Regions from separate parts of the Homo sapiens genome. Here region 2 is linked to region 1. A link is an interaction called in ENCODE POLR2A ChIA-PET data of the cell type or tissue named here. Cell type or tissue: PC-3. All regions are shown on one strand. Each heading gives the region's core, and the rest is flanking DNA. Links, peaks and the distances in the headings are about the cores only.

Evidence for each region. ChIA-PET counts read pairs that join two places held together with the same protein. Peaks named below come from ENCODE experiments on the same cell type or tissue, not always from the same donor. Only the 100,000 strongest peaks of a DNase experiment are listed, where the experiment ranks them.
Region 2: POLR2A ChIA-PET joins it to region 1 with 6 read pairs; 1 of 35 experiments calls an interaction of 5 or more read pairs at or near these places.

The regions. Positions count from the first base shown.
Region 1 is chr12:66,091,397-66,094,321 of GRCh38, forward strand. No RefSeq gene overlaps it. Among named protein-coding and RNA genes, the nearest start is that of LLPH, 38 kb to the right of the region's middle. In PC-3, for the core only: no CTCF peak of the experiment used is centred there; a DNase peak (open chromatin) is centred at 1,315; H3K27ac peaks cover 727 bases.
Region 2 is chr12:65,275,521-65,278,445 of GRCh38, forward strand. No RefSeq gene overlaps it. Among named protein-coding and RNA genes, the nearest start is that of MSRB3, 1.7 kb to the right of the region's middle. In PC-3, for the core only: no CTCF peak of the experiment used is centred there; no DNase peak of the experiment used is centred there; H3K4me3 peaks cover 56 bases.

The sequences.
Region 1 (2,925 bases), core at 172-2,671:
TTCATCACCAAGGTATTAAGCCCAGGATCCAATAGCTATCTTTTCTGCTCCTCTCCCTCCTCCCACCCTCCCACCTCACCTCAAGTAGACTCTAGGTATGTTGTTGCCTTCTTTGTGTTCATAGATTCTTTTTTTCTTTTTCTTTTTCTTTTTTTTTTTTTTTGAGATGGAATCTTGCTCTGTCGCCCAGGCTGGAGTGCAGTGGTGTGATCTCAGCTCACTGTAACCTCTGCCTCCCAGGCTCAAGTGATTCTCCTGCCTCAGCCTCCCAAGTGGCTGGGATTACAGGCGTGTGCCACCACACCTGGCTAATTTTTGTATTTTTAGTACAGATGGGGTTTTGCCATGTTGGCCAGGCTGGTCTTGAGCTCCTGACCTCAGGTGATCCAACTGCCTTGGCCTCCCGAAGTGCTGGCATTACAGGCATGAGCTACTGCACCATGCCAAATTCTTATCATTTAGCTCCCATGTAGTATGTTAAGCACAGTGCCTGGCTCCCCCAAAAAAAATAGTTCCCGAATCTTGTGGCTGGGCATGGTGGCTTACTCCTGTAATCCCAGCACTTTGGGAGGCCAAGACAAGAGGACCAGTTGAGGCCAGGAGTTCGCGACCAGCCTGGGCAACATAGTGAGACCTCGTCTCTACCAAAAAAATAAAAATAAAAATAAGAAAATTAGGCAGAACGATTGCTTGAGCCCAGGAGGTAGAGTGCCACTGCACTCCAGCCTTGGTGACAGAGTGAGACCCTGCCAAAATAAATAAATAAATAAAGTTAAAAAAAAAAAAGGCTAGGGCGTTGGCTCATGCCTGTCATCCAGCACTTTGGGAGGCCAAGGCGGGCAGATCATTTGAGGTCAGGACTTCGAGACCAGCCTGGCCAACATGGTCTCTACTAAAAATATAAAAATTAGCCAGGCATGGTGGCACATGCCTGTAGTCCCAGCTACTCAGGAGGCTGAGGCATGAGAATCGCTTGAACCCGGGAGATGGAGGTTGCAGTGAGCCAAGATCATGCCAGTACAGTCCAGCCTGGATGACAGAGTGAGACTTTGTCTCAAAAATAAATAAATAAATCAATAAATAAAAATTTAGAAAGACGAGAAAAAATTTAAAAAAAAACACAGAAGGGGAAAAAATAGTCAACATATGCCATGTCATCAGGGAAAAAAAAAAAAAGTTTCTGATTCATTGTTATTTGAGCCTCAGCACCTCCCAGGCTGTGTTTAAAGCATTGAATTTACTATGCCATTTTTATAAAATGTTTGGTTATGAAATGTCTTTGACATTTGCTATGAATGAGTAAGATGGGGTAGTTACCAGGCTGGCATCAAGCCACTTGAACCTCTCTCTGAGACAACCTGTCAGTGGGGTTTTCCCAGCACTATTTCCCTATTTTTGAGACCAGTTACCAGCCCTAGTTATGAAGGAGAAAGTTATTTTGGTGTTGGACCTGCTTGGCTCCAGACCCACTGAATGCTATTTGCTTGAAATGAAAACAGAAAGTTTAAACAAATGCAGAACTTATTAACTTACAAACATTCATGTTGATCTGTTGCTTTTACTATTAAAATAGCCTTCTATCCATTTCAGCTGAGGTGCTGATCCCTTGGTGACTGCTTCCCTGGCTTTCATGTCAATTCTGAGTGCTCTTTTATTACAGGAAGTGAAGTAAATCAGTGGGGAGGCTGATTAGAATCCCCGTTAGAGGCAAGTGGATAAAAATGAGGTTAGGGAATGTGAGTGCATCTCTAAATCACTGCACTTGACCAAACAAATTACTTTTAAGTATGCCTTCTCTTCAACCCAGAGCAGCACATAGTGATCCAGGAAAAAAAGAGATTCAAACTCAGAGAGATAAGCAAGAGGCATTGGCTTTTCATATGGATGCTCGCATCCACACACACATGCACATAAGTACAAGAGTGATTTTCTTTAGTTGAAGCGCTATTTTGCCTCTGTAAAACTTCTCCAGATGTCTTAAGTCCGCTTTTCAATAACATTAATTCCTATTTATGGTGTACTTTCTAAAGGCCAGTCACTGGGCTGGGAGTGTTACACATGTAATTTCATTTAATCTTCACAACAAGTCAGTGACATGCAAATTGTTGCCCTTTTATAGATAATGAAACCGAAGCTCAGAGAATAATAATATTAATCATAATAGTTACATTTTTTGAGTACTTATATGTGCTAAGTGGTTTTACATATGCTGCTTCATTGAATCTTTTAAACAATTCTGGGAGATAGATTTGTGTCCCTATTTTAGAGGTGAGGAAAGTGTGGCTTATAATTATTAATAGTTTGCAATAGCTACCACTTACTGCATACTAATTGTGTGCCAGGCACTGTGTCATATCTTTTAAACACAGCACATAATCTTTTGTAATTCTTACAACCTACTAGGATAAATCTTATCCCCTTCACTTTAAAATAAGTAAATGAGGGCAGAGCAAGCCAGACAACTTGCCCAGTATCATTCAACTAAGACAAGAGAGAGCCAGGATTTGAATTAAGAACCGGTGATTTCAAAGCCTGAGGAATCTATGCCAGGCAGTACACCTACTTCATTGCTTTTCTAATTTTGCTTTACTTTTTCTTTATTTATAGGAATCTAAATGGTATAAGGAAAGAATATCCAGCTCTGAAAGACATGGATTCAAACTCTATTTAGAAGGGATCCTGCTGTCCAAATATTGGACAATTTGAACATCAAAATAAGTAATGATAGTAGTAGATTACAACTTATTTTGAATCCACACTGATATGAATGAATGGATGGATGAGCGAATGAGTGAATAAAGCAGAAGAGAAACCTCTTCCTTAAAGTAGAAACCATGCCAAAAAATACAGAAAGAATGATCAAATTAGAAAGCTACCATTTGACAACCACTAAGTTATAATTAATTCTGGCAGAAAACATCAATG
Region 2 (2,925 bases), core at 228-2,727, 820 kb before region 1:
CTTAGATGCCTTTCATGTTTACCTATTCTTTTTGAAAGAGGCTGCCCCAAGCACAGCCCTATAAAAAGACAGCAACACAGTCTGTTTATTTAGGATGGGTGGCCATGTTCTGTTGGCATGTGACCTTCCCATCTTAGCCACAACTGAAGAACTAGCACCTGGATCGGGGGCGGCCAGTGGCTTGTGAGACAGACTCAATATAAGAATGGTGATAGAATCAGATTCTCCCCCCTGGGGCATTTGGTTATGAGATATATGGAGAGAGTTGGCACCTGGTTGTGGGAACAGAAGTGGAAATACAGGCAGAGAGACAAAGAGCTGTGGTTACACAACTTGAATTATTGTGTGTTCTGAAGACATTTCATGAGTTGCAGCTGTGGTATGCCAGAGCTGGCTCTACGGCCCCAAAAACTGGTTGTGTGGATCCCTTCCCAACCCTGCCTTCAGAGACATCTGGTTGGTGGGAGTATTTGTACCATGTGAATTGGTTAATACTGTAGATCAGGGCCCCTAGCCCTTTCATCCAGATCTGGTTGTTAAATGTTTACCAGCACACCACTGGGTTGGGGGAGGGATGGTGTAGGAAGCAGGCAGAAGCAGCTACCTCCTCTGGGTCTTTACCCTTAAAATCAATGTTGAATGGAATATGGTAACATGATTGTTATTAAGGCTATAATAAAGAAGACATTTAAAAAGCATTGTAAAATACATGATTAAAATATCAATGGTTAAACTACAAAACTTATAGGAATGTGGTCAAGGGGGTAGTACCTTTCCCATTCCCCTAGCTTTCAAAGGCACAGGCCCCGCCCACCATGCCTACAAAGGATGATCTGACAAGCCAGGTAAGCCTCTGGTCTTATTTCCACATGTATTCTTTACCTTGGTTACTTGAGGTAACCTGAGTGCATACCAGTTACTTAAAACCAAAAGCGCCCAATGAATACAGTTTTTGAATGCCACTTTTTTTTAATGTAGAGAAAATAAGACAGATTAGTATGGTAAAAGTATATATGCACTTTAGAATGAGGATTTAATTCTAATACTACTTCACTTCTTCCTGGTAGCATATTACTTACCTATGCCTCAGTCTCCTTAGCTGTAAAATAGGGATAAAAATAATCTCAGAGATATTTGTAAGAATTAAATGAGATATCAGTTATAAAAAACATCTAGCACAGTGTCTGGCACTTATCATGCACTTAGTAACTTTAGTTCTTTTCTGCCACTCTTAGCATATTTATTCAAGCCTTTAGAATAGTGGTTGGCATTGCTGACAGTGATGTCAGCTATGTTGATACAATGAACTCTCTATTTTTACTAACATGAATTGGGTTGTAATGATATTGCATTTTTTATAATTCTATATTTTTGTATGTAAGGTTCTTCACTAAAATATTTTAAATATAGGCATAATTATTGCAATCCTTTGAAACATGCTTTACACTTAGGGAGCTTCTAAATTCCTTTCTACAAATGGCTGTGCCCATTTTATTTTTGTTTTTAAACAAACATTTGGACTATGGGCAAAGAACTTTGCAAAGTGTTGTGGGGGAAGTAGAAAAACAGACACTTATGTAACACAAGGCTATAAAAAAAGAGGAAACGGAGGGAATACTGAAGAGCTTCTTCAGTATTTCCAACTACCTAGGTTCTAGGTACCTAATTAAATAGTCATGTTATGTGTCATTTAAATCCTTTATTCATTGCATTACAATTTATTCACCATTACTTTATCTGGGTCATCTACCCTTAGTCCCATTATAATTGCCAATGCATTAAGGGTGACATTTGCCCATTTGCTATATGTAATTCACAGGATGTGGTGTTTTTCAGTACCAGATGTTTTGAGGGGAGCCACTTGCAATGGACTGTTTTTTGGTGTATGTGTTTTAATAGTTTGCCAGAACTGAGTTTGATTTGAAACAACGTTCTTGATTTTCAAATACAGCATTTTCAAACAAATAGTGTGATGTACAAATTACCATCACTTTAGTTCACGTTGAAATAATCCACACTCTAAATCTGTTTGACATTTACCCCTTAAGTATTTTGGATCAATAAATCATTTCTGTATCATCTAGCATCTTAAAATGTTCGTAAGTAACTACTTAATACCCTACATATCCAGGTCCTGTCCCATTAGTTTGAGGGAAAAAATATATTATAGTAATTAAGACATAATTATGTTGTCTTGAAAAGCTAAGGGTCATTTGGACTTGATTACCCAAGGAGTTATCAGTGCCAAGGAAAATTAGGCAACTACAGGCTTGGGCCTGTAATTAAACATCTAGGACTGACATTTTGTTCATCAGAGGTGGCACCTTCTGAATGAATTACACCATTTCATTTTAGACAAGCTACGGTACATACAAAACAAGTGTGTGGAGGGGGTTGGGGGGTGGACATGAATAGAGATTGGAGGTGGAGAGAAAGACCGGTGTAAACTTAAGCATTTTGTTGTGAAAAACTACTGTTCAGCCAGCCTGCCTGGGCTCCATATATGGTGTTCAAATATAAGTTTGGGACGAGCACCTTTGCAATTTTGGCCAAGAACACACACACACTCACCCTCCTCTGCTAGAGAGGGCCCGCTCACCTGGAACGCAGGCGGCTGGTTCTCCGTATTACAGTGAGTGCTCGTTCTGTATGTATAGGATGGCCAAGTAACTAACTGGCAGCCCTGCTCCTGCCTCACTCTCCCACAACTTTTTATCCCCTCACCACCAACGCTCTCAACAACCCCTGACACGTCTTCCCACAGGTCCCTGGCTCGCTGTCCGGTCTCTTCGTGTTGGTTTGTCCGTTTCCCACTCCTTCAGCGGTCTCAGGTGGAACACGCCAGGTGGGCGCTTGGCTGTGTTCTGGGGTCCCGAGTTGGAAAGGGATGCCCCCAGGCAGAAGGCGGCCGGCAGCCCTGGGGCA